Regions from separate parts of the Homo sapiens genome. Here region 2 is linked to region 1. The links are chromatin loops, found by intact Hi-C in ENCODE. Cell type or tissue: IMR-90. All regions are shown on one strand. Links, peaks and the distances in the headings refer to the core of each region. The heading gives the core; the rest is flanking DNA.

The links. A loop is a pair of places that touch in the nucleus more often than their neighbours do. Peaks named below come from ENCODE experiments on the same cell type or tissue, not always from the same donor. Only the 100,000 strongest peaks of a DNase experiment are listed, where the experiment ranks them.
Region 2: a loop joins it to region 1, with 6 times the contacts of the local background. A loop is called at or near these places in 3 of 110 quality-filtered maps.

What each region holds. Positions count from the first base shown.
Region 1 is chr9:110,645,782-110,657,095 of GRCh38, forward strand. No RefSeq gene overlaps it. Among named protein-coding and RNA genes, the nearest start is that of MUSK, 17 kb to the right of the region's middle. In IMR-90, for the core only: no CTCF peak of the experiment used is centred there; DNase peaks (open chromatin) are centred at 1,750, 4,690 and 5,420; H3K27ac peaks cover 4,257 bases.
Region 2 is chr9:110,830,290-110,841,603 of GRCh38, forward strand. No RefSeq gene overlaps it. Among named protein-coding and RNA genes, the nearest start is that of MUSK, 170 kb to the left of the region's middle. In IMR-90, for the core only: no CTCF peak of the experiment used is centred there; DNase peaks (open chromatin) are centred at 5,312 and 5,752; H3K27ac peaks cover 1,640 bases.

The sequences.
Region 1 (11,314 bases), core at 1,625-9,624:
AGACTTAAATGTTAGAACTAAAACCATAAAAACCCTAGAAGAAAACCTAGGCAATACCATTCAGGACATAGGCATGGGCAAGGACTTCATGTCTAAAACACCAAAAGCAATGGCAACAAAAGCCAAAATTGACAAATGGGATCTAATTAAACTAAAAAGCTTCTGCACAGCAAAAGAAACTACCATCAGAGCAAACAGACAACCTACAGAATGGGAGAAAATTTTTGCAATCTTCTCATCTGACAAAGGGCTAATATCCAGAATCTACAAAGAACTCAAACAAATTTACAAGAAAAAAACAACACCATCACAAAGTGGGCAAAGGATATGAACAGACACTTCTCAAAATAAGACATTTATGCAGCCAACAGACACATGAAAAAATGCTCATCATCACTGGCCATCAGAGAATGCAAATCAAAACCACAATGAGATACCATCTCACACCAGTTAGAATGGCGATCATTAAAAAGTCAGGAAACAACAGATGCTGGAGAGAATGTGGAGAAATAGGAACACTTTTACACTGTTGGTGGGACTGTAAACTAGTTCAACCATTGTGGAAGACAGGATCTAGAACTAGAAATACCATTTGACCCAGCCATCCCATTACTGGGTATATACCCAAAGGATTATAAATCATGCTGCTATAAAGACACATGTACACATATGTTTATTATGGCACTTTTCCCAATAGCAAAGACTTGGAACCAACCCAAATGTCCATCAATGATAGACTGGATTAAGAAAATGTGGCACATATACACCATGGAATACTATGCAGCCATAAAAAAGGATGAGCTCATGCCCTTGGTAGGGACATAGATGAAGCTGGAAACCATCATTCTCAGCAAACTATCGCAAGGACAAAAAACCAAACACCACATGTTCTCGCTCATAGGTGGGAACTGAACAATGAGAACACTTGGACACAGGAAGGGGAACATCACACACCAGGGCCTGTCATGGGGTGAGGGGAGGGTGGAGGGGGGAGGGAAAGCATTAGGAGATATACCTAATGTAAATGATGAGTTAATGGGTGTAGCACACCAACATGGTGTATGTATACATATGTAACAAACCTGCACGTTGTGCGCATGTACCCTAAAACTTAAAGTATAATAATAAAGATTTTTAATAGCCATTATATAGAAATTAAATCACTTGATTTTTGTATATAGATCTTGTATCCTGTTTTGAAAAAAAAAAAAAGAAAAGATCCTGGTGCAACTTTTCCAAATAATCCTTTCTATTCACAAAATTGTGATAACTTTATCATATACCAAATATGTATGTATATGTTGTATATACACGCACACACAACACATACATAATGGTACATGACATATATAGACATATATATATATACATACATGTACACACAGATATATGTGTATATATGCATGTAAGTGTGTGCATACATATTAGTATATGTCATTTTTCTGGGCTATCAATCATACATGCTGTTGGTTCTTTTGCCAAAGTTTTATTTTACAAATTACCATAGCTACATTTTTTTAAATCAGGTAACAAAAGTTCTACTTTGCAAGGTCTGATTATGAGGATACATGTTATGATAAAATACCATCTTTCAACAATCAAGTTTGTAAGCAAATATTTAAATGAATTTTCCAGAATAAACTTTTATGTAACTGTGATCTTTAAACATTGCTCACGTGTATGAGGAGTGAGAAGCCTGATGCCTGTGAGTCAGGCTGTGGACTGTACTATGGCTCGTGCCACCAGCTGGCCTATTGCATGACAGAGAATGGTCTCCACAAGTCACAAATTACATCTGTTTATGCTTCTATTTGTTAGACAATCTGGCACCGGGAACAGCTGAGCAGAAGGATTTGAAAACAGCTTGTTTGATTGATGTATCTAGAGTTATCTCTAAATCCAAATAAAATGTTAAGTGCTATCAAGAAATCATAAATCAGGCATGTCTCTCTTTGAGCTATGAGAAGTTCTTGCTAAAGCTTTTATGACACCCATTTGAAAGAAATACAATTGGCTTGTATTCAAAATAGGATTTAGGCCTGTGTGTACCACACGATTAATTAGGTCACATTTTTAACCCGATTCAGCTGTGAGATAGCACAGGGCCTAGCATGTAAGTCATGGTGATGGAAAAGGTTGGAACTAGGGTTTTCAACCAGGTAAGAGAAATGTAGAGAGCATCAGGTACAAATGCAGAAGGTGGTTGATACTAATGAGTATGTTCGAAGAGTAGTTGTGATCAATGACCTCTGTTTACGGGGAGCAAGACGCCAATCAGAACAGGCAACAACACAGGGAAGCTGAGTGCCAACTACTAGGACATCACTTTGGCGGGATCCCAGCACTGAATCTTCATCAGTTATGACAAGAAAATTTTACATGCTTATGTCTGTGAAAACTCTAAATGCCCAGGAGACAGTAGAAATGCACTTTTTCATTAAGCAAAACTTTTGGGGAAAAAAAAAAATTCCAGGCCAGGCACTGTGGCTCATGCCTGTAATCCCAGCACTTTGGGAGGCCAAGGTGGGAGGATCACTAGAGCCCAGGAGTTCAAGACCAGCCTGGACAACACAGCAAAACCCACATCTATACATTTAAAAAAAAAATTAGCTGGGCATAGTGGTGTGCTCCTGTAGTCCCAGCTACTCTGGAGGCTGAGGCAGAAGGATCACTTGAGCCCAGGAGTTCGAGGCTAGAGTGAGCTATGATTGTGCCACTGCACCAGCCTGGGCAAGAGAGGGAGGCACTGACTCAAAAAACAAAAACAAAACATTTCTGTATGTGTTGTATTAGGTGTTGCCAATTAATATCAGCTCTGCCTAACTTAGGCTGAAAAGGAATTACTAGAAGACTGTTGTGAAGTTTATAGTATCAACAGGAAGGCTAGAGAATAAAACTTGAAAAAATGGGTAAAAGCCAAGGAAAGCTAGGTGGGAGGCACAACAGTTTAGTCAAAGTCATGCCTAGGAGCAGATGGGCTCTGGTGACATCTTGTCACCAATACTGCTGCTCCAGACTCGGCTGCTGCTGTGCACCATGACAGTGAATGTATTCTCCAGTGCCTTTTTGCTTTGGCTTGACTTACTCAAGAGTCAATGCCATGGTCAGGAGCATCCCATTGGCTGATCCTGGTCACGTGCCCACCTGGCTTTGCCTGCAAGGGGAAGAGATCTGGAACCGTCAGCTTCTTTAATGTAAGGCTGGATTTTGACTTCTTCTCAAGTCCCCAAGTGTGGGAGGGGAGAAGTTCTGGATGTTAAGTAGCAAAAAGTACACACACACAAGCATACGCACACAAACATATATATACTATAACTGAAATTTTAACATTTTGAATACTTATTACTCACGTAATAAAATTTTGTTTCTTTTTTTTATAATAATTTACTTTTATTTTTCTTAAGGTCTATTTTTTCCACTTTTGATGAAAGAGTCTCTTCTGTTCATTCATTCTTTTGTTAAAGGCCTAATACATCTCCCTATAAGTAGGATGCCTGGATTCCCCTTATATTTTCCCATACTTCACTTGAGTCTTCATAATGAAGCCTAATCTCTAACTCCTTCATCCAGTAGCCCAGATTGAGTGCATAGTGATCTGGGGCCGTAGGTAGTCCTGGCAGGTACATCTCATTTCAGGAGAGTTTTTCATCTGTGTCTCTCAACACTTACCTAACGGTGCGAAATCATTTATGGCTGTACCCCATTCCTGGTGCAGTATATGAAAAACTATGAGAACCGAATGAAAATGTGCCTCCTGCAGGAGATCGTTCCTCACCTGCCTTCATCAACCCCCAGTTTTAGCATTCTGAACAGTTAGTGACCTAGACCTTGACAAAAGTTTTCCAATGTCACCCTTGCCAGCAGCCAGTGACTTGATAAAGCCATCTATGGCCCAGACCTCATGGGATAGCTACTCCTGAATCCCGTTACACTCTCCCTAGGCAGCTACAGCACTGAAATCTGGTGAGCAGGCAGCCTCTGCCAAAGGCCCTCAAAGAACGAGATTTTCCTCTGATTGGGTGGTCCATTACTTATCCAAGTCCTAGACTAGATAAATAATGGTATCTATGACGTTCAAAATCTCTTGTTAATTTTTGAAAGGTTCTGCTTTCTAAGGTAAGTGATTTGCAAGCCAGTCCTGCTCAGCCTTCTTCATACATGTCTCCTCTGCCCTGTAAGTAACAGAAATTCTAGCATTTGGATGGTTCCCTAGTTTCTGATGTGAATGTAGTCATTTCACCATTTTCTGGGTGATTTCACTAGTTACTGGGGGAGAACATGTAAAATATCTGTCTGTTGTCAACTGGCCACTTTCCTCCAGAACGCAAACCGATACCAATTTGTTCTCTGATTTTATTTCACCTCTTTGAATCCTTGTCTCATGACTTGCACTTGGCATTCAGGGAAAGGTACAAGGGAAAAACAGACTAGGCCAGAAAAGACATGGCATGTATCTCTCAGATCCTGACATCTTGTAGGCTGTTTTCTGTGAGCTCTGCTGCTCTCCCTGCCTTCACATCTACCCAGTTAACAACTGCTTAGTTCAAGCACTGTCCTCTCTTTGTGGGGCGGGGTGGTCATCTCAGACTGCCCCCATGATTGCCTAACTCCTGTAAGTGCCCATACTCTGTTCTCCCAAGAGCTCTAAACATGCCTAACACTTATTGCACTCTCTCATAGTTGTTGATATAGTCACCCATCTCCCTAGCCAGACTGTGAGTTCTCTGGTAGAGACTAATCCACCTGTCACCGCATTCCTGGCGTCAAGTTCAGTTAGTTAAATGAATAAATAGGTTTGGAAAAGAGATGGGAAAGAAAAGAAGAAAACAATTTATTAGAATATCTAGATTTTTTTCTAAATTGGTAACATTCAAGATTAATCATGCTTTGACAGTTTGGAAGAACAAAAGTGAAGAATAAAGAAAGAACTAAACTGTGATACTGATAGCCTTATTGTTTCTGCTCTGTTAAAAGTATAGTACATGTGTTGGAAGTGAACTTACTGATTGTGAATAACTAATAATAGAAAATAATGATAGAAACATATCTTCTGATGACAGTTTCTGTATAATTCCCATTTCTTTATAATAAATACACTGTTCTTCAGTGGTAGAAAAACTAATTGTTCGCTGTGAAAATGCTACCCATTAGCATCACTGTTCCTAAACAATATACAGTCTTCTCTTATATGGCTCTCAGCTGCACGCTGCCTGGAAGATACTTTAGACATGAGCCAGCTTTTTACATATAACAAATGCCCAGTAAGAGGCACTTAGAATTCCAGTTGGACTGAACTTGCCCCTTCTCCAGAGGGCACATAAATGAATACATACAAGGAAATCCCCTCCCATCATGCACACACATATGCCCGCACGCAATCCTCGGAGCAGCTGTGTTATATTATAAATTGGAGGCCTTTTGTTAGTTCAGATGTTTCAGGTCTGCAAAGGCACTCTGGAGAAGAAATAAATATTATGAGTAAGTCTCGTTTCCATGCTTGTAGTGGGGAAATACTTTCCAGCACAGTTTACTACGGTTTTATACTAAAACAATCTCGTAAAACAATACCAGCATTACTCACTCAGCACATGACTGCTAAGACAAGAATGGTGTCTGTTTTATTCCCTAAATATTCAAAACATTATTTCATTCAGACTCTGTCCCAGATAGACTTTCTTTTCAGTAAAACTAACCAGAATAATCATGGATTGTGTGCTCACTAAATCTATTATTCTTTTTTTAATATAAAATAATTCGTCTTTTTTCCCACTTTACCAAATATTGCATATTTATAAAACTTCACCAATAAGAGAGATCCAATACAAGCATTTAAAGGAAAGGCAGCTTGGAGCTGGGTGGGAGCTCAATCTGGAATCCAGGTCATTCCATTTAAGGATCTGGTCTTCTGCTTTGAAGGCTCAGGATCTGAAGTTGCTTATAAGCTTGGTAACAAGAAGAGAAGGTACTGGAGATAGGTATAAATGCACATTTATTAATTTATAAGGGGAGAGGACTCATAATAATCAGTATACTAAAAGTCTACATAATAAGTGCATTCTCCTCTTATTGTCAAACTATACATGAAGCCAACTGATAAGATTTTATTAAATATGAAGTCAGAATAAGGGTACACAGAGAAATTTATTTTAATGGCACTGGCCTAAGAGAGATATATTTATCTCCCTATGAGATCTTGTCAAAGGGATTAGAAACACTTTGCCATGCTCTTACCAAAGCCTGGCACATTCTCCCACCCCCATTCTCTGCTTACTTTTAGTAATCCATTTAATCTTAGCTTAATTATCACTTTCTTAGAGAAACCATTCCTAGTCTTCTTATCTAAGAAGGGGCCCTGATGTATACTCCAGAGCACTCTGTAATTTTCTTTTGTAACACTTGTCTCAATCTGTAGCTCTACATTTATTTGTTGTTTTAAGTTTTGTCTGCCTCTAGATTGTAAGCTCCAGGAGAGCACGCGTATTTGTTTTGAGCTCTACTATTCTCAGCATCTAGCACAGTGCCTGGCATAGCTAGGAGCATTCAGTACACATTTGTTGAATGAATACATGAATGTACAAGGTAGCGGCTGAGAGCACAGGTGCTGGATTCAGGCTTCCTTAATTGAAATCATCTCTCTGCTTCTTAATAACCACGTGAGGCTGCAAATTACAAAATTAGTTTCCTTATCTGTAAAATGAGAAAATGATAGTATAATACCTACCTCATAGGTATTATACCATCTAATGAGGATTAAATTCCAATGAGGATTAAATAATAGATACAAAATACTTGGAACAGTCAGTGATTGGCACAGAGTAAGCACTCAAGCAGAGTTAGCTGTTAATATCATCTTACAAAGAATAATTCTAAGAAAAGTCGAAAGCCTAATTTCTAAAACTCAGCTTTCTTGGGACGTTACTGGAATAGTACTATCAATACTAACCTCTGGAGATATTTATTTATGTTTCCAAGGTTTAATAGAACCACCTTTTTTATTATAAAATTCTTAAATTAAATAAGTGACTATTAAAACAGATTATACCAAAGCCCTTTCAGCATGAAATAATTTTTTTATTATACTTTAAGTTCTGGGATACATGTACAGAATGTGCAGGTTTGTTACATAGGTATACACATGTCATGGTGGTTTGCTGCACTCATCAACCCGTCAACTACATTAGGTATTTCTCCTAATACTATCCATCCCCTAGCCCCTCAACCCTTGACAGGCCTCGTGTGTGATGTTCCCCTCCCTGTGTCCATGTGTTCTCATTGTTCAACTCCCACTTATGAGTGAGAACATGCGGTGTTTGCTTTTCTGTTCTTGTGTTAGTTTTCACATGAAATATATTTTATCTTATTTTCACAATGTTTTGAATGTACTGATGTGTACTGATCTATTATGCATAGATTTCAGAACTTAACTCTGATGGCAACTGTGTTCTTATTTCCAAGTTGTTGGGAGGGACATCTCTGTAACAGTGAACTATGAACAACAATATTACAGGTGGAAATCATAAAATTTAGAAAGGAAAAAATAAGAACATAATAACTATATATATGTTCTATAACATATAACTATATAATAACTTTTTTATTTTATAAAAAAGAGGTGGTCATTATTGTATTTGTTTTATATTGTTGTAAGGGCTTTACTATGGGGCAAAACACCTTATTTAACAATTATATATTATTATGTTGTAAGGCAAATCTTGGTTGTTAAGTTGGCTGTATAGTTGTTAAGAGTCTTACTCTCTGGCTCATTCATTCAACATTTATTGAGTGGCTAATAGGGCTGGTTTATGACATTTTGGATTTGCACTAAAGCATGGTACAAACAAGATTCTGTTTTTTGATAAATTGGTATTTTGATCATCACAACTTTTATCAATTATTTTTTATGTATTACGTCTGTTATTTTCAATGACAAAATACTGACAACAATAATATATGAAAATGCATTGCTAAAATGACCAAAGTAAGGGCAACCACCCTTTTCAAATTTTCTTATCCTGTATATACCTGTAGTGCACCCTCTGGTCATTAGCTGTAGCTGCTACTCAAAGAGCTTATTTTCATTCACAATTGAGCATCTTTTACCTGGAATTAAAATATTCATTTCAAAACATCTTCTTTTCTTTCCTTTGAGGACATTATAATACTTAATCCTAAATCGGGACTTTAGGAAGTGGCTTTCTATATTTGAGCCTTAATTTGTTCACCTTCTCACTTGTTGGAATCTCCATCCTTTTATTTTCTCACATAGGGGCTCTGCTGTTTTCAGTCCCTAAGACAAGGTTATATCCTGTGTCCACATGAATATCCCACAGATTAAACTAGTGCACTGTCCTCAGAATTGAATCAAACTCAAATATCTTGTACAATTACTCATCTGTTATTCACTTTCTCCTTATCAAACAAAAAGGACTTATAAAAACTATAATTTGTATACTTGAATTATCAATTATAGAGAGATGTGTTAAAAATCTTCCACAATGGTTATAGATTTGCCATTTTCTCATAGTAATTTTATAAACTTTTCTTTATATTTTATAATGACTATATTATTAGGTACACATACCTACAATATATGATAGCAGGTCAAGAATAGACATTAATGAAACACAATGTATATGTATAAAGCATATTTATTATTCCACTCCCACTTATGTGCTCATGAGAGACATCAGTAATTAATCACAGCACTCCATTTTGATCCTAAAGTTGTTCCAGAATATGTTTTAACACAGTGCCCTGTGCAATCATCTTAGTTGTCACTCAAGGTAATTCCTGTTTGCCTTTCCTTGCCCCACCTTATTTTCTTGAAAAATAGAATGTACTAAAAAGGTGGGATTTGAATATCCCATCAATGGGGATGAACATTATAAAATATTACTCAATACATGGTATTGGAACAATTGATACTTTTAAAAAATGATGTCATGTTTCAAACTTTCATCATATGCTAAAAAATCAATTGAAACAATTAATGTAGATATAACAAACTTTTAGATGGTCTAGAAGAAGATATAGGTGATTATCTTTTCTTGAGATCCAGAGACCTTTTATGAACATATAAGCAGAGGCTAGCGAGAGGGCATACAGAAAATCTCTGGTAAATTAGGCTTCATAAAAGTTAAAATCTTCCTTCTTTCAATCATAAAAAGCAAATGGAACAAATGAGGAAAAGGTAGGCAGTGTATGTAATACTAAAAGTTCTTAATATATAGTGATTTTATAAATTAAATAAGAAAAAGCTATTCTAGGTGAAAAATGACTAAGAACAAAATCACACAATTTGAAAAAGAAGTATTAATGGTGAATATGCATACTACAAAAGGTTAAATCTGACACTAACACAAAATAACACAAGATAATTTTTTTCCTGTCAATTTATCATAGTTCAAAAATAACAATGTCATGATATAATGTACATTGTTGAAAATATCTGAAAGGAAATTTGGAAACACAGATCAAGAAACTCATAAATATTCACAGACTTTGATTCAGTAACTCCATTTCTATTTTCACCTGAATGCCATAGTTTGAGGATTGCATATGAAAAGAATGGATGAGATGTTGACATTTTCTTCCTAATGATTAGAAATTGGAAGTAACTAAAGTAGGTGATTACACAGATTAGAGTATACCTATATATTGGAAGAAAATGTATAATAACCAATTATAGTAAAATGTATAAAAATGTGCAATGTACATAAAATCCCATTTAACACATTTTCTATGTATATATGTAATATGAAAGAAGATGAGAAATAAATGCACAAACATGGTAATAATATTTGTTTCCTAAGTCTTGGCACTACTGAGAAATGATCGTTGTTTTTGTTTTTGTTGTTCTTAACCTTTTATGGTTCTTTTCTTCTTATTATTTTACAATAAACAACTGTAATCAGAAAAATATTTTTTAAAAAGAAAATGTGAGGGAACAAATAGTGCCTAAAAATCATATCAGTTTATTGCAGTCCCCAAGTATTTCCTAATCTGGAAAGATACAACCAACAACTGTTTCATTAGGCTATTGCCAAAGAAACATCTAAAAGTTACTTCACTGATGAAGACAGAAAACCACAGAAAATTTCTTCCTGGGTACATATTGTAATAACACATAAAAGCCTGTGTAAATCACAGCTCAAAATTACCAGGACTTTCCCTAGTCAACACAGTTCAATCCAGCCACTGCCCTGGGCTAACTTAGAGGAACCTCTAGTCTGGTCCGTAAGCCACACACCCAGGCTTTGAGAAAGGGCCAGAAACATAGCTGGTTTGCTTTCCTAATCCTGGTGATGACCAGGACGTTATAAAAATAAGTTTTATCTCTGGGTGTATATTTTTATTAAATTAAATCTCCTGAGAGCATCAGAGTTATGCATAGACCATATTTATTAATCTTGCATCAGCTCTAAGTGATTGTTTTAAAAATAGGCTATGAATAAATTGACACGTCATACTGATTCAGTCGTGCAGCATAGTTTTCCTAGCATAATTTGGTGCTGCTGAGCTTCTGGGGGACTACCCTGAAGGATTCTCTTTCCTGAGGTGATATATTTTGCAAAAGGGGAAAATTATTTTCCAGGTAGCCATGACATTAGCATTACACATTTCTGAGCCTTTATTTAGCCAGTATCGTCACTACAACTGTACTGCACTATTTATAGATGATGCTAGAAGATTCCGTTATTGTATTCAATCACACACAGAACCATTTTCATACTGCATGTGCCACTAGTAATTGTTGCTAGTTAAGGAGTAGGGAGAGTTGATTGTATTCATTTTCTTATCTTTCAATAACCTGGCAAGAAAGAGGAATAGAAATTTTGGGAAGAAATTTGCAAAGCTACTTTAAATATAGCGTTAGTAGTTTGAATACATTATGCTTTCATTTTCTGAAATAGGGATTCTGTAAGTGAAATTAAATCAAACTGAAATTAATAGATGCAGAGCTCTCCTAAGGACTTGTCATGTGAAATGTTGTCTATAACCCTTTTTTTTTGTGCTCATATCAACCCTTAAGTCTGCAATACGAATTACTGCTGTTAAGGTCACTATCTGGCCAAATCAGATGGATACTTCCCATATCTAGACCCCCTCACCCTCTCAGCAGCATTTAACCAATTTGATCTCTCTCTCTTTGGGAACTTCCTTCCCCTTCTTCTCACAAGAATGCACACACCTGGATTCCTCCAACTTCTCTGGCGATAGTTTCTTACTCTCTTTTGTTTTACTAACTTGCTCTTCTTCCTCAATACAGCCTCTATGGGTTGGTATTACTAAGGTAAAATCCTGGGCCCTTATT
Region 2 (11,314 bases), core at 1,866-9,865, 180 kb after region 1:
CTGGCAGGCCGTGGGGTTCCGATCCCACGGCAGTGTCTAGGGGTGAATGTGTAGGCTCCTGAAGCCCCAGTAGGCCTGTGTTACAGGGTGCTCTCTTAGTTTGCCGTCTATAGGTGGCTTGTGTTAACCAGCTCAATTAGACCCTCTACCCTGTCACAAGGACACAGGGCTTTCTGTATCCTGGGTTCTGGCCTGGTGTACCCGAAGAATCAGATCACACGTGGGCTTGGAGAATGAGTGCAAAGCTTTATTGAGTGGAAGTAGCTCTCAGCGGATGGGGGAGCCAGAAGGGAGATGGTTTTCTCCTGGAGTTGAGGGGCTCGGGGGCCGCTCTCCTCCGACTGCCCACCGAACTCCACTGGTCCCACCGGTGGATGCCCGGCCGGCGGGCCGGTGCCTGTGTCTGTTCTATATGCTCTTCTGCCGACGTGCTCCTCTCAACGTCCTCTCAACGACCAGCCGCTTGCGTCTTCTTCCTCCAATGTGCTCCTCAGGACGTCCTGCCGCTTGTGTCTCTGCCTTGCTAGGGTCTCATGTTTTTATAGGCCCAGGATGGGGGCGTGACGGGCCAGGGTGGTCTTGGAAAATGCAACATTAGGGCAAGAAGGCAGAAGTGCTAGTACTCACCTAGGTCTGCGGGGATGGAGCCCTAACCAGGGGCCACCCCCGTCTCTACCCAGCACATCTGTTCCCCCATTCCTTATCATTTAAAGGGACCACACTCTTACCTTTCCAGCACTCCTGTATCATCATTGTTTTATAAAATCACAAGCTGAATCATTTGTTATTATAAGCCAAGAAACCTGAAATGAGACCCAGCTGGTTTGCATCCTTAGTATCCTAGGGCAGAGACTGGTAGCCCCAAACCAGAATGATGCTTGAATAAATCCTATTTCTCTTTTAAGTACTCCACACCAAAACGAGTAAAAAAGCTCCTTTCTAACACTTACCCTAATTATGGGGCGGGGTGGGGGGAGGGCAGAGGTCAGTAATTTATTCTGAGAATGAATGGAATTGACCAATGGAATTTATTTTGGAATCAATGGCATCAAAGAAAAAAAGGTTTTAAAAGTCACTAATCTCTATATTGAAGCAGTAGTTTTAGACACTTTAGTGATAAAATGCCAGATACAGCTTATTGCTAAGCAAGTATGAACAAAGCCCAAAACTAAGATCAGACACCTGGGAGAAGACAGACAGAATGGCAAAGTGTAAACGTTGGCCAAACTGAGGACAGGCTGAAGCTGAAAATTGGGAGCTCAGAACACCAAATGACTACACAGGGAGCCTAAACACCAGGGTCAAAGAGGAACATAGGTAGTCAAGGACGTAGAATTTGGAAGAATATATGATGGGTATCCATGGCAAAAAAAAATATGAACAGACAAGTACAGGTAAACAGAACCACAGGGGACAAAGACATGAAGCTGAAGGACTAAGCTCTTGACACTTCTCTTATCCTGGTTCTAATCCTGTTTCAAAGCCCAGTTGTAACTCTGCTATTGGATTGCCTATGATACTTCTGCATTCTTGTAGTAAACTCTCCAACCCCTCTTCTTTGTTGTTTCCTGTTAATTGTAACCAAATAATTTTTATTAACATAGCATTTGTACATTACAAAGATGTGGAAGCATATTGCCAAGTAGTTCTCCAGAAAGTACATGGGATTCATTTACCCAATGACAGGTGCCTGTTTCCCTCCATTTTTACTAACTTGATGTTTTCATTCTTTCAATTCTTTACAAATTCTTTTTTATATTCTAATAACTGGTGTACTCAGAAATAGCACACTGTCTTTGCCACAGAAATATAGAAAGGATGGATACTACCAAGAGATCTGGACTCAGAGAACAGGGGCTCCTATTGATATAAATTTGGATTCTCTTCCATTGGAAAAAATGATGAGATCATTTATGGCTAAATATGGAACAGTAAGATCATGCTAAGCAAGGGGATCTTTGAATGAATGGACAGAAGGATGGATAAGTTTGTGCTGCATCATAGTTGAAAAGGAGCAGAGCATGGTAGATACCTTTTAGGTCTGAAGGAAACTGCCCAACCCATAAAGATTTCTTGAGGATCCCACTGGTGTCCAAAGCTGATCCATCTAAAGGACACCTAATCTACCACAATGTATTAATCATAACTTTACATAATAAGATGAGGTTTAAGAATTATAATGGAGGAAATTATCATTTTATAGAACTGACTACACTGCTAGCCAATGAGTAACTGAAGATTATGAAACATCAAAGAGTTCAGGTGAGTAGGTAGTTAAAAATAAATAGGTACCATTCAATATATTCTAAATAAAGCTTGTTAAAATATATATATTATGTTACTCTCAAAGTTACAAAAAATCTGGGAATGATCCCACTGGTGAGCATGAAAATAAATGTGTAAGAAGTATATAATTAGCAACAGCAACCCCAAAAAAGCCCCCTAAATTTTAATTATAAAAGTAAAAGTGGTTTAAATAGAGAAAGATGTCTTGAGATGGGATAATTGATATTATTAGATGTATGTTATTTCCTGAACATAATTAAAATTCAGCAAAGATATATCTAGAACTTGACAAAATATTCATCTGGAAGAAAAGCCTATGGGGCTTATAAAAGGTTGGATTAATGGGGGCACTTACCGAAACACATTTTAAAGATTACCATAAAGCTACAGTAATCAAAAAAGTGTAGTACTGGCAGTAGAATAAACAAGAAAAAGTCAGTTTTTAAAAACAGATTAATATGATAAATCTGAAAGGAATGAAGTGTGGTAAAGTTTACATTTCAAATCAGTGAGAACAAGATGGATTAGTGAATTATACTTGGGAAAAAATAAGTTAGAACCATTATATATCTGTCAAGGTCAATTGCAAAAACCCGGTGTATTCATTAGCTAGTTTAAGCAGAAGGAAATTTATTACATGGTACTAAAGGGCTTACGGAATCATTAAGAGAAATGGAAAAAAAAAAAAAAAAAGAAAAAAGAGACTATAGGCTGTACTTCCAGGAACAGCTCCCAAAGCCACATGGTAGGTCTGGGCTAGGAAAGTTGGTGCCAACTTGCTAAATTTCTTCTGCAGTGGCTAGGTCTGAAGCCACACTGCCCTTGCTAGTTTCTGCACAACTCATTTGCCAAATCAAATCTCACTCAAGTACATTTGATCCACAAAATCTAAGTCACATCAGCCACACTAGTTACACAGATGTATGGAAACTGCAGGTTTCAGTTTTCCAGCCTGTGCAGTGCAAGGAAGGGCATTAGAAGGAGGAGGACTAGATGGTGAGCTGACCAATTTACACAAACCAAAATAATCCCCAGATACCTTAAATATAAAGAACCAAATAATAAAATAGAACAAAATATAGATATGTTTAGGCATTTAAACTGATATTTTTTAGTATTTGAAGTATTACGCTATATGTTAGTATGGTGTGTAATAACATGCATTGGAAACACCCTGAAGTTATCAGTATATAATTGCTTGTTAATTATGGCACATCACAGGGACTGTCACTCATTCTTTAAAAGAATTAGAGGATATTTAATGATACGAAAAGATGTTCACAATAGATCACTGATTTTTAAAATCAGGTAATACAAGTTATGGGGTACAAACTCATTTTGTGAATTACTCCTGTAAATTGTGTTATATTCAGTACACATTAATAGATATATTACATGTAATATACATTTTAATTTATAACATGTAACGAAACACATAACACACACATATATTTCTGGGAAGAAAGAGAATGAGAGTGAGAAGGAAAAAGCCTATAAAAATGGTAACAGTGACTATTTCAGAACAATGTGGTTGTGGGATTATTTGATTTCTTGTTTGGCTTATAATTTCTTAAGCAGATACACAATAATAGAGTATCTCCTTTGTTACAAGAAGAGATTATTTTTAAAAAGCAAAAAACAAAAGAACGAGGAACCAATATAATTTAGAAAAAAAAAAGATTTTAAAAAAATTTTAGAAAAAAAGAAATTTTAAATCCTAAATGAATGTTACCCAACATTTTTAATGAAAGTTAACGTTTACTAGAAACTTGCTATTTGACAGCCACTGTTCTTAGTGCTTTAAATGTATTAATATATTTGTTTTTCATAACAACCCAAAAGGTAGACACTATTACTATTTTCATTTTACAATGAGGGAACACATAAGAGGTTACGTAAATTGCCTGACATCATACAACTAGCAAGTGGTTGAGCTTACTACACAACACTGTTATAAAACCCAAGCTTTCAATCACAACATTAAATATTATCAATATTAATATTCTTAGCTAATATTTTTTGGGCATCAACATATAATACAATGCAACCATTTTTAATTGTACAATGCAATGGCTTTTGGCATATTGACAGAGTTGTACATTAATCACCACAGTCAATTCTGGAACACTTTCATCACCCCAAAAAGAAATCCCACTTCCTTGAGCCCATCACCACCCCATCACTCCAGGCATCATACCAATACTTCACTTCCGTAATCTATTGTATTCTTGCAACAATGCTGTATGGTAGAAGTGAATAGCCCCACTATACAGATGAGAAAACTGAGGTAGAGAGAGGTCGAGAAACTTGCCTAAATTGTATAACTAGTAAACAGTAGAATTGGGACTTAAATTCAGGCAATCTGTCTTCAGAATACAGTCTCCTAACTACTCTGCTATGCCACCACTACATTATATTACAAAAATGAAAGTTCATGAATAAGTAGAAATTACTCCAGGAATATAAAGATTGTTCAATTTGAATATATCTAGCAAAATGACATATCATACCAATAATAATAGCGAAAAAAATACTATCCCCAAAAGCACTCAGTATCTATCTCTAGCAGAAAAAAATAGATGGATGACCCCCACAAGTAAACAAGAATAGGAGAATGTGTACACGTCTATCTGAAATAACTGTAATTAACACCTAACATTGACACAAGAAAGACATATGTAAGTAATAAAAAATAAAACATATCTGTTACCATTACCCTAACTTAAATTTATTCTACATGTTTTAACTAAGGCAGTCAGTAAGTAAAAGGAAAAATGAGGTTTCTCTTTAAAAAGAAAATGCAAAATAATTATTTCTATATAATAGACTGTATAAATAGAAAAATAAAACCAACTTCAAAATCATCTTTAGTAATACAATATTTCAGTAATCCAAGAAACGGAAAGTCTGTGAAAAAAAAAAAAAGATATACGTGTGTGGGAGTGGCAATGGGAGTGGAAGGTTAGAGCTCAAATTCATCTTTCAGGCTGAACAGTCCCCATGAACTGGAAATCATTAAGTCCTGTTTCACCTCCCGAGAATGCATACCAGTTAAATTCTTTACATTCTTTTTCCTTGCCTACTTTGCCTGGAAAAATGCTTGAAACCACAATGTTGGACAGATAGTTTATTTTTGTGTGTCAGTATTTTAACTGGAAGGAAGAGGAGAAAATTTTTCATGGATCTTTAGGTTATAATGATTTGACCTTTTATTAGTTATAGGATTTATTGCCCACATGAAAAAAAAGGAAGAACTTTTGCAAAGGAAGAGTGGAAAAGCTAAGGGCCAATATCATGTATTCCCGTCTTCCCTGACCTACTATTCAAAACCTCCAGTAATGTGGAGAAAAAAGAAAGGCTCCAGAGTCCTTTGAAGTCTGTGTGACTTCAAGGAAATTACAGAATAAAAATGTCATGGAGCATCTTGCAGGCTGCTGGAGACCCCAGGGCTCTAGGCTGAAGGGAGTCTTCAGCTTTGCAGATCCAAGAGCCCAGATGAATCTGCTCAACTAAGGGCTATTCTGGGATGTCCAAGAGCTGTGACTAAATGAACTTACCAGATTTTTTTTTATATAAACCAGTCATTTATGCATCTTTACCAGCCTCCTTCCCACAGAGGTTTTGGTGGCTAAGATGTCAGCCCATTAATTTATCTTTAGAAATACATCAGTAGCTGCTGAGGTACACCAGATGAAAACTGACTTGGAGTCAGAATCCCTGGTCCAAGTCTCAAATTAGTCATTTAAATATTATGTGTGATCCTGGCTGAGACACTTAGCCTATCACTCCACCAAAATTAGCTTTATCAATGTCACCAATAACCTGCTGGTTCCCATGTACAATACACTCTTTTATTAAAATCTCACTTAACCTCTCCATGGCCTTGTACCCTGCTGATCACCTTTCCTCCTTGAGTTTTCATGGCACCACCTTTCTGGTTTTCTGCTTACCTGTCAGCTGATTCTTCTCTTTATTCTTCATCTCATCCTTTGCATCTAGGATCTGTCTTTCATACTCAACTATTTGGGTTTAAATCCCTTTCCTTGAGTAGCCTCATCCAGATCCATAGATTCAAGTCCCAGACATTGATCCTAAGACCCAGAACTATAGATAAGACATTTCCACCTGAACAAACCTTGGAGACCTAAACTCAACAGGCCCCAAACTGAACTAAGCGTCTACCCTTATGCCTTCCCCATACTGTCCAAATCAGAAAATTAACTCCTCAGGTGAAGTTGATGCTATTAATCTATGAATGACCCTTTGAGTAGCAAGTCTGAAAAGCAAGAACTTTTTTCATGACTCCAACACTAGATTATCAAGTCTTCCTTGTTTATAGCCCCTCGCTCCGCATCATCCCCACCTCCATTGCCTTAATTCAAGAGGGAATGACACCTCCTTCAAAACAGCCTCTATGCTCTCTCTACTGATCTCCCTGACTCCTTGCTGGGCCATGCCAATTTTTCTTACATAGTCCTCCCATAATGACCTTTATCAAAGGCCAGTCTGAGACTCCCAAATGGCTTTTCCATAGCTCTAGAGTTATTTAAGCTTCTTTGTTTTGTATGCCGGCCCTTCATGGTCTGGCTTTATTCTACCTCTAGACTCACATCTGCAATCCCACATCCCTTGCATCTCAATCATTACCTCGATTTTCCCAAACACATCATGCTGTTTCATGTATCACTGCCTTCCTACAATCATTTCTTCTATTGGAATGCCATTCCAAACCTCAAAGCTTATTCTTTTCTCATCCTTCTAGGATCAGTTCATTCATTCCTTTCAAAAGAGGTCTACCCTTTCCCTGGTGTGATAGATTGCATTTGCTCACCACTCTTTTTGCCATGGCTTCATCATGACCAAAGTAGACTTTCCCACACTTGTGCCTTACTGTGGCCAATAGCACAGAAGCGGAGGTAATAATGTGCCAGTTCCAAACCCTTTTAAACAAACTTAATGACATCCCTATGAGAAGAACCTGTCTGAGCCTGTCTCAGAATGATCATGAGAAACACATGGAGAACTTCTCTAATCAGCTGACCCTCAGAGGACCAAAAGACGTGTCAGATAAATCCTTACTGGTATGTGCAGTTTTGAGGTGTGGTTGCTTCTTATGTGGTGTGTTGTATATTAACCAAAACATTTAGTGTAGTTTATTTGTCCTTCTCTGTCCTCCCATAGCCACTCTGTATGCTTTAGGCCAGCTCTTCTCCAAGACAAATGAGGAAGCAAAACTGGCACCTTGACCTGCTGCCATTCAAACTTTAGTCATAGGGGAAAAAACATCCTCTCTGCATTCTAATAAAGTTTCTTAAAAATGTAATAACACCCTGCCTTGTACTATTCCTCCAAATAAATGAAGACTTCAGCCCTTCCCCTTAAGTTGTTAATTCTCTAACCAAAATAATTTTATCCTTGACTTTTATAAAACTGATGCCTACATATATATGTGAACCTTTATTTACTGATATGACAATCCAGTGAAGAAACATCTGATTTTCTGCCATGAACAAACCAACTTTCACCTTGTTTAATTCAGGGATCCCAGCTCTCTTAAAATCTGGAGTAACTTGAAAAACTATGCAAGTAGAAATAATTTTATTTTCTCAATGCGTTTGTCTGAGTTTTGTTTTGTTTGTTTGTTTGTTTGTTTTTTGTTTTTGCCACGAGCAAAGTTTGAGGCATTAGGTGCCATCAAGTGCTCAGCATTCTAGAAGCCTATGTCTTGCAAGCGTGATGGTAGCTCAGGGATTTGTCTGTGAGAGAAGAAACCAGAAAGGCACTGTCTTGGGAAGACGCTAAAATAAAAAGACTGGCCCACAGTCCAAACTCATCGCCAAACCCAGAGAAACAGGCAGGCTGTGAATCCCACTATAAGTGCCAAGAAAGGCAATTTGGGTATCCAATTCTAATACTCATGAGAAGGTATTACTGCCGTTGTTTAGAGGACCATTCAGCCTCTGGCATAGGTGACAGAGAGACAGGCTGACATGGAAAACCTCTATTGCAAAACTTTTCACATGGTGACACAGAAAGTTTGTGTATAATTCTTTTATGTTGTTTATACAAGACAAGCTTTTTGATACTTGTGTGGAGACATTACAAACAATGATTCTGAGCCTGACTGGGCTGTATAGGACATGCAAATGATACAATGTTAAGTGAAAAAACAGAAAGCAAAATTTTTTTGTACAATGTTATTTTATAACATATTCCTAGAAAACTGATTGATAGAAAATACATGCCTGACCAGGCATGGTGGCTCACACCTGTAATCTTAGCACTTTGGGAGGCTGGGGTGAGTGGATAGCTTAAAAGCCCAGGAGGTTGAGGCTGCAGTGAGCCCACTGCATTCCAGCCTGGGCAACGGAGTGAGACGCTGTGTCAAAAAAAAAAACAAAACAAAACAAAAAAAAAACAGATAAGAAAATACATGCCCAGGCCGGGCGTGGTGGCCGTGGCTCAAGCCTGTAATCCCAGCACTTTGGGAGGCCAAGGCAGGCAGATCACGAGGTCAGGAGATCTAGACCATCCTGGCTAATACAGTGAAACCCCATCTCTACTAAAAATACAAAAAAAAATTAGCCAGGCGTGGTGGCGGGTGCCTGTAGTCCCAGCTACTTCGGAGGCTGAGGCAGGAGAATGGTGTGAACCCGGGAGGTGGGAGCTTGCAGTGAGATGAGATCGCACCACTGCACTCCAGCCTGGGCGACAGAGCCAGACTCGTCTCAAAAAAAAAAAAAAAAAAAAAAACAAAAGATAATACATGCCCAAAGGGGTTTAGTTGAGTGAAGATAAGAGATTTTTAAAAATATTTCTATTTTACAAAGCATTTTATGTAAGAATATAACTTTATGATGAAAAATAATAAATGTCTCACATAAAATAATATCTACAAACAAAAGCTGAAAATTTAAAAAGAAAGGTTTTTCAGTGAGCACTGAATGAGAGCAAAGCAGCAGGGAAATGTTGCCCAAGTATTCCTATAGGGATATTCTACCAAGGGGTCCACTATTCATTCCAGTCCATCACAGTTCCCTCTCCAAACTGGGTTGGAGACACATGAATCACTCTTTGGCTTTAGATTTCTAGACTCCACACAGACTACAGCCCTTCTGATACATGACAATTGAGAAGATTACTGTTTACTTCAATTATATGCCAGTTATATATACTCCTGACTGGTTTTCTTGATTGAACATAGACCTTGGTCATTTGCTGAAGAGTTAGAAATATTTTATCAGCAAACACACTTCACTTTTTTATTGAGTGTTTGTATGCCTAGAAGAGAAGGCTCATTTTTATTTCATTTTCAGAGGATAAATTTTCAGACCTCATCTCCAAATTCAAGGTTTCTATCCTATTTGGTAGCCTCATATACAGCCTGTTATAACTTTTAACAAACATGAGTGAAAACAGCTTGTCCCTATCTCTTTCCTATCTTGTTCAGAATAACCCTTCAGACACTTGATGTTAAAACTATCCATCAGCTTTAATTATTCAAATTAACCCACCTTCTCTGATTAATTTTGGCTTTACCCCGATGTTTTGTTTTACAGGAAAAAAAAAAGGAGGGGAGTTTTTTTCTGGATACCTGTGCATATCTCCTCATTGGTTTTAAATTGAAGACCTCTAAAAGGAACACTCTGTATTGGTACAAATATCACCAGCATTGCCTGTACTGTAAAGCTGAATGTAAGGTGGGTGGGGAGGGGAGAGGAGGTAAGCAAAGACATCGTCCTCTACCAAAATCAATTTATCTAATAGGAAATCACAAATATGCATGATGTTTTGCAATACATACAATCTGTGTGCTGATAGGAAAAAAAGGCCTAGAACTAGAAATAATATGTTTATGGAATGACCAGCTTCTAATAACCAAGAAATCAGTATGGGATTCCTATAGGAATAACCAAATGGCAGGAGAGCTATTTAGAAAATATTCTGTTCGGATGCTAATGAAAGGGAATATACAGGTATACAGCTTTATAAAACAGTAAGACAGGGATATGCCCCTTGCTCTGCAGGGCTGACAGAATGATTTAAACAGGAACACTGGGAGTAGACTATTGGAAGACAGCATCAGGGATGGGATTGGTCAGGAAGAGTTTAGAGATGGGTTAAGATACTAAAATGGCGAGGTAAGGGTCAAGTCCTTTCCATCATAGAAATGGGGAGGTCAGAGTCAGAGGTTCATGCACTGAGGCTTGGAGAGTCCATTCAAAAAGAGGCAGAATTCTGGACTCGGGTTAGGGATCAGCAGCGAGGGGGATATGGCAGGTAGAGCTGACACTCTGACTATTATGAATCACGGATACAGTGGGCCTAGCTCTTGGATGATGTCACATTCAAGGAAGCACCATCAGAAACAGCCAAAAAAAAAAAAAGATTTTTTTTTCAATCTTCAACATGCAACTCTCAAAAACAACAAAAACAGTAAATGGCACATTCAAAACTCTTCCTTATATTCTCTCTGAGTTACTATAGAGACTAACTTCTTTTTTAAAAAAACAATTTTATTTTATTTGAAGTTCTGGAGTATATGTGCAGGATGTGCAGGTTTGTTACATAGGTAAACATGTGCCATGGTGGTTTGCTGCACCTATCAACCCATTACCTAGGAATTGAGCCCCACATGCATTAGCTATTTATCCTGATGCTATCCCTCCCCCGACCCCCTCAACAAGTGTCAGTGTGTGTTTTTCCCCTCTATGTGTCCATGTGTTCTCATTGTTCAGTCCCCACTTATAAGTGAGAACATGCAGCATTTGGTTTTCTGTTCCTGTGTCGGTTTGCTGAGGACAATGGCTTCCAGTTTGATCCATGTCTCTGCAAAGGACATAATCTTATTCCTTTTTATGGCTGCATAGTATTCCATGGTGTATATGTACCACATTTTCTTTGTCCAGTCCATCACTGATGGGCATTTGGGTTGATTTCATGTCTTTGCTACTGTGAATAGTGCTACAATTAACATACGTGTGCCTGTATCCTTATAATAGAATGATTTATATTCCTTTGGGTATAT